2 separate regions of the Homo sapiens genome follow, and region 2 is linked to region 1. The links are chromatin contacts, found by Hi-C or POLR2A ChIA-PET in ENCODE. All regions are on one chromosome and are shown on one strand. Each heading gives the region's core, a stretch centred on a gene start or an enhancer-like site at or near the end of the contact. The rest is flanking DNA. Distances are from core to core; before and after follow the strand shown.

Region 1 (3,132 bases), core at 443-2,942:
AAAAAACATAGAGTAGACCGGGCGTGGTGGCTCACACCCGTAATCCTAGCACTTTGGGAGGCTGAGGCCGGTGGATCACCTGAGGTCAGGAGTTCAAGACCACCTGTTGACCAAACCCCGTCTCTACTAAAAATACAAAAATTAGCTGGGCGTGTTGGCAGGTGCCTATAATCCCAGCTACTCGGGAGGCTGAGGCAGGAGAATCGCTTGAACCCGGTGGGCGGAGGTTGCAGTGAGCCGAGATCACTTCACTCCAGCCTGGGCGACAAAGCAAAACTCTATCTCAAAAAAAAAAAAGAAAGTAAAAGAGGGGAGTGTCCTCCTTGGTTACAGGTCGGTTCCCAGCCCTGGCCTGACTTGGGTGGTGTCCTGTTTGACTGCTCACCTTCCAGCGGTGGTCTGGAGACTTGCTCTGCCCCTCCCTACCACCCAAGCCACCCTCAGTCATCCACCACTGCTACCCCAGCATATGTGTGCTTTCCTGATCCTCAGCACCTCTGGACAGTCCTGCTTTGCTCCCCTGGGGAGGGTCTGGGACTCCAGATCCCTTTCTTAGGACTCTTCCAAGCACCTGGGGCTGGCAGAGCCTTGCCTGATGTACATTTCTGACCTTGTGTCCCAGACAGGCCTGGATAGCAGCGCCCCCGTGAAGAGGCCGCATGCCATGCTTTGATCCTGGGCTCCAAACCTACCTAGGCCCCACTGGTGACTCCTGAAGCTGGGGGAGTCAGCCCAGCACCCTTGGCCTTCCTTTGGCTCTTCCCCTTCCTGCCTGCCACCTGTGATTAGGGGGAGGCGAGAGTTATAGGAAGGAAATGAAGGGTGGGTCCCAAAGAGGAGACACTAAATGGAGTGTTTTAGAGGAGGGGGATGAGAAAGAGAAGGAATAGTTGCCACAGGTTGGACAGGTTTTTATTGGAGAGTCAGGAGTTACTTTCCTTCCCTCGTCCCTGCCTCCCCCACTCAAAGAACCCCACTCCAGTGGGGCTTGTCCTTCATCTGCCCCTAGGAATCCCCATCCCCAGCTACACAGGCACTCAGGGAGAGCGCACATGCTGTGTGGGCAGACAGCCCCAGGCCAGGTAGGCAGTGAGCTCCCTCAAATCCTCCCACCCCCAGGACTCAGGAGGGAGGGGCAGGAGAGGTGTGGGCCCGGTGTGCAGTCCTCAGGCGGCCTCCTGAGCTCGCAGCCAGCCAGGCCTTGTGCCTCCAGGATGGATGGTGTGATGAGGCACATGCCCCGTAGCCTTTCCCTTCCGGAGGGCCTTAACCAAGAAGTATCTTGTTTAGGGGCTGGGGACAGGGTGGGGAAGATGACAGGAGGACAGCTGACCTCTTCACCCTGAGAAGGCAAGAGGCACTTCTGGGGAACAGTCCTGGACTCAGATGGCTCAAGGAAGAGGCCAGGGGACTGGGAGGGGCCCGGGGGTTCCTGGGAAGCCTGAGATCCTCTGTCTGGGAGAGAAGCTGATGGCCACAGGACAACCTGAGAGTGGGCACATGTAAATACCGCTCAGAACAGTCTGCAGCCAGCTGAAGGATGGGCCTACCCAGAGCCAAGGCACTCCTGGGGCAGTGCCAGGGGCTGGCCCTGTAGACGCCTCCCAGGAGGACAAGAGTGCTGGCCTGGAATCTGGCCAGAAGTTGGGGTGAAGGGGGGCTGCTGGGCCACAGAGCAGGACCTGCCCAGGAAGCTGTGGTCTCTCACTTGGAGGAAGACAATCCAGGTGGGTATGAGGCCAGGGCCCCCCTCACCAGGCCTTGCCTTTGAGTGGTATCCCCTTCAGAAGATTCCAGCCAACACCAGAGGAGGCAGGAGCAGTAGTCCCAGGAGAGGGCCCCACACATGACCAGGGCCCGAGTTCAGCCCTGACACGACGCTAGGCTTGTCAGGGCCCTCTGCACCTGTGGGAAGAAAGAGGCTTTGCCTCAGCCTAGAGACAGCTGTGCCTGATGTCCCGCCCACCCCACCATGCAAGGAGGTGGGGCAGCAGCCAGGGAGGAAGCTCCTACTCAGAGGGTGCATGCCCCACCATGCTCATACCACCTATGCTGGGGCAGGATACTGACATTCCAGAGCCAGGAGGAAAGTGGGACAGATGCTATGGGCCTTACCTGGCAAGGACGACTGCAGAGCCAGGGCACGCCCACCCGTGGCATTAGCGGTGGCAGAGGTATTGGGGAAATTGGGCAGGGACTTGGAGGAGGTGTGCCCCGTGTGGTCCAGTGTGGCCTGCAGCTCACCTGGCTTGTCCTGGGCTGGAAAAACTGAGGCCAAGACCTCACTGGAAGGAGGCAACTCAGCCTCAGCCTCAGCCTCCTCCTGGGCATGGGGTAGGAGTTCCCTTGCCCCTGTCAGGGACATCTTGGGGTCCAGAGAGTTCTCTGGGCTCCTAGAGGGCACTTTTGTTTTGTCTGTCACTTTGTCTGCTGATTTTGGGATAGGAACATGGGTCGATTTGGGGAAGGTAACTGGCTCCTCATCCAAGGAGGGCAGGCTGTGAGCTGCCAAAATGGAAGGGACCTCAGTTGTTACGCAAGGTGGAGCCTCTGTTGCCATGGAGGGCGGGTCTTTCGTTGCTAAGGAAGTTGGGGCCTGGGTTTCCACAGCAGGCAGAGCCTTGGTTGCCAGGGAGCCTGAGACCTCTGTTACCAAGAAAGCCGGAATCCCCGTTGCTAGGGAAGAAGGAGTACCCATTTTCCTAGAGTCTGATGCTTCAGTCGCCCGGAAGGATGGGGCCTCAGTTACCAGGTAAGGCAAATCCTGAGCATCTTCCGGGCTTCCGATGGGTTCTGATAAGACAGACGAGAACGGGCATGAGTGCTGCAAGCAGGACCCCACATCTCTCATGGCACTGCAAACCAAGTGACGCGACCAAATGTCCTACCAGGACACACAAACACACACATACACTTCTCCAGCTGATATGCCCCTCATTGAAAATAAAAGTTACAAGCCGGGCGCGGTGGCTCACGTCTGTAATCCCAGCACTTTGGGAGACTGAGGCAGGTGGATCACCTGAGGTCAGGAGTTCGAGACCAACCTGACCAACATGGAGAAACCCCATCTCTACTAAAAATACAAAATTAGCCAGGCGTGGTGGCGCGTGCCTGTAGTCCCAGCTACTCGGA
Region 2 (3,063 bases), core at 128-2,627, 140 kb before region 1:
CAGAGCCAGGATTTGATCCTAGGTTTGACTAACTCCAGACCCTCCACTTGAATTATTCTACTTCCCTGATGCTAAAGTTGGCAGAGAGAGGAAGAAACTCCCTTCCTGCTGAGGTTCCTGACAAACAGTAGGGGCAGGTGAGGGTAGCAAGTAACCCTGAGATCTGCTGGTTAGGGACGCCTGGCACAAAAGGATCTTAAGATGCCTCTGATTCTGCAATTCTATCTCTTTAAGACCCAGAGTTCCCATGCCAAGCCTGCTCTGTGATCCTCAGAGATTTCAGGGGTGGGGAAACTGGATTGAATGCGCTGACATACAAGCAAAAAAAGACCTCAGCATTTTTGCCTCGCCTCGGTGGCTCCGGCCTTTTTTTATTTTTTTTCCCTCTCTCATTTATTTATTACTATGCTATTCCCTGGCCCTGCTGCTGTGTCAATACTGATAAAAGCAAATCACCCCACAAACAGGTGCAGCTGGGAGCTGCCCCTTGGACAGCTGCCAGGGAAATGTGATCGCTCAGCTGGGGTGACCTGCCCCGGCCCAACCCCCTCTCAGGTTCCAGCCCAGGGCATGTGTCCTTGGGCAGTTAATGTTGGTCCACATGTCACAGCCCTGGTATCCCAGTTGGCATCATGGACTTGTGCTGGTGTGTGTGGTTTGGGTGGGGTGGGTATATGCAGGAGAGAAGGGAGGCTCCCAGGAATTTATTTTCTCTTTCGGTTTCTTCCAACAAATTCAGAAAATACAATGTCACCAAGTCCCCCTGCAAGAATTTGAAAATATTTCCTAAGAATATCACTGCCTTATTTGCCTAGGTAAGAAATATTTTTTCCCATTCCCAAATTCACACACACATGCAGTGTAATGATCCAAAAGAAATTTTCTGAGTATCTCCTAGGGCTTAGCTGTGAGTTCACCTAAATAAACATTTTGTGAGCCAACCCTGCTATCCAGAATGCATTTTGATGCTACCAAGCCATGTGACTTTGACTCTGGCTTGGAAAGATTTTATTTCATTTCCCCTCCCCCATTTCAGTGTTTTGTCCCCAAGCATCATTTCCCCACTTCCCTAGGGCACCAGCCTTTCCGGAAATGCCCTAGCTCTGCGTGCAGCCTCCGCCTCCCGGTGTGGAGAAGGCGGTGACAGCGCCGCGCCGGAGCCGCAAGGCGGGCCTGGGCGGAGGGCGAGGGGCCGGGGCGGCCGGGCCAGGCTGCCCGCCTGCCGCAGAGCAGCGCGCAGCTCGGGGAGGGAGGAGGTTGCCATGCAAATGACGCGGCGTCCTGCGGGCCCCCCTTACCCGGGGGCCCTCTGGTTGCCAAAACAGAGCATTCCCCAGAACAGTCGCCTGGAAACGAGCGCTGTCATAGCAGCCTTGAGCTCAGTAGCAGCGAGCCAGCTGTGCTGCCACGAGGAGCTGGGTCAGGATGTTCAGACCTCCTCAGCACCCCCTCCCCACCCAGTCTCCACCTCGGGGAAGGGAGTGGTGGCTTGGGCCACCGTGGAGGGGAGGGAGGGCACTAATTGGATTGGAACACTCCTGAAACACATCAGCTGCTCCTCCCTGGGGGAGGGGGAGGAGGAAAGCTGCAGACTGTCTTTGTGATCGGCTCAGCCTCTCCCTCCCAGCAGCCTCGCCCTGACCTGGTCCTCACTGGCCTCTGCCCACCTATCGCTGTCCTGGGGCACAATGGCAAGATCTTTGTAAAATGGAGGAGGCAGACACCGGATCAGATAATCACCAAAATGAAATTCAGCCTTGATATGAAGGGTACCGTGGTGATGCTACCGGGATCTGACCTGGTTTGGAAGGGTTAGGGAAGAATGCAGGTTTGCCACAGCTCCCACGTACTCTAACTACTTCATCCCTTAACAGCCCCCCGTCTTTCCAGCACCTTTTCTCATCAGCTCAGCTATGCCAACCTGGTCTTCCTTAAACCTTGGGAGCATTTGCTTTTTCCTATTTCATTTGGCACCCAGAGAGCTGCTCATCATTTAAGCGTGTGTGTGCTCACCAATTAAACTACAATATAAACTTTAAGAGGCAGGACCCATGTTATCATTGTCATGGCCCACCTTGACCATGAAGAACGAGACAGGCCAGGCGCAGTGGCTCACGCCTGTAATCCCAGCACTTTGGGAGGCCGAGGCGGGCGGATCACGAGGTCAGGAGATGGAGACCATCTTGGCTAACACGGTGAAACCCCGTCTCTATTAAAAATACCAAAAAATTAGCTGAGCATAGTGGCGGGCGCCTGTAGTCCCAGTTACTCAGGAGGCTGAGGCAGGAGAATGGTGTGAACCCGGGAGGCAGAGCTTGCAGTGAGCCGAGATCGCGCCACTGCACTCCAGCCTGGGCGACAGAGTGAGACACCATATCAAAAAGAAAAAAAAAAAAAAAGAACAAGACAGAGTTTTACAGACCTGCTTGAATTTAGGTGCCAGTGATCTTTGTCAACATAGTCATCACCCTGGGAGGCCTCTGGCGTTGCCTTTGCAACAACTGTTTTAGATTGGCCTTCAGAGACTAGTAAAACCTCTCCTGGGACTAGGGAGGGGAGGAGATTCAGTGACAGCCTGAGTGACAGTAAGCAAACAGGTGGGCTACAGAGAAAGTGGACGACTACTCAGGACACATCGAGCGTTTCATGTGGTCCGGAGGCTGTACGCCAGAGCTTACAGGTGTGACTTAAGCATGTATGTGCAAGGGAGTCCCCTTCCTTCAAATTCCTAAAGGGCCTTGGGAGTCTTATGTACCCAAACAGCAAGTCTTCATTCAACCTTGCTTGGTAAGGCAGCATGTAAATGTGCAATCTCTCTCTCCTCCCTCTTCCTTTCCTTTCTAGTGTATTGAGTTCTGCTGTCTGCCAGGCACTGAGCTAGGCACTGGAGGTTCAGAGAATGATTAAATTAGTATTCTGTATTTATGAGAAAAAAAAATCCTAAACCATATGTAGGGGGCGTTTGCCTTGCCTACAGTCACCAGCATTTTTTGATCAACTTTCCTATTTTGGGTTTTTCCCACATCATAAATCCCACTTCCCCAAAGTAAAGGCCAGAAACTG

Evidence for each region. Hi-C counts contacts between places; a loop is a spot of excess contacts on that map. ChIA-PET counts read pairs that join two places held with the same protein, here RNA polymerase II (POLR2A). Pooled maps may share reads with other maps.
Region 2: a pooled map shows a loop between it and region 1 (2.3-fold over the local background). The contact joins two enhancer-like sites. A Hi-C loop is called at or near these places in 1 of 50 pooled maps. POLR2A ChIA-PET finds 5 or more read pairs at or near these places in 2 of 52 experiments (activated CD4-positive, alpha-beta T cell and activated T-cell).

The regions. Positions count from the first base shown.
Region 1 is chr6:36,962,596-36,965,727 of GRCh38, reverse strand. It overlaps PI16 (peptidase inhibitor 16), which reads right to left. Exons shown (of 7, transcript NM_153370.3): 5 at 2,116-2,793; 6 at 1,766-1,905; 7 at 891-1,342. The coding sequence ends at 1,784. Among named protein-coding and RNA genes, the nearest start is that of PI16, 9.4 kb to the right of the region's middle. RefSeq lists enhancers at 1,458-2,082, 2,083-2,708. Within about 2 kb of position 1,692, at least 8 of the 41 ENCODE cell types and tissues checked have a DNase peak (open chromatin) inside an H3K27ac peak, as active enhancers do.
Region 2 is chr6:37,100,910-37,103,972 of GRCh38, reverse strand. No RefSeq gene overlaps it. Among named protein-coding and RNA genes, the nearest start is that of PIM1, 68 kb to the left of the region's middle. RefSeq lists enhancers at 603-652, 899-1,506, 1,507-2,114 and silencers at 1,091-1,270, 1,281-1,420. Within about 2 kb of position 1,377, at least 38 of the 41 ENCODE cell types and tissues checked have a DNase peak (open chromatin) inside an H3K27ac peak, as active enhancers do.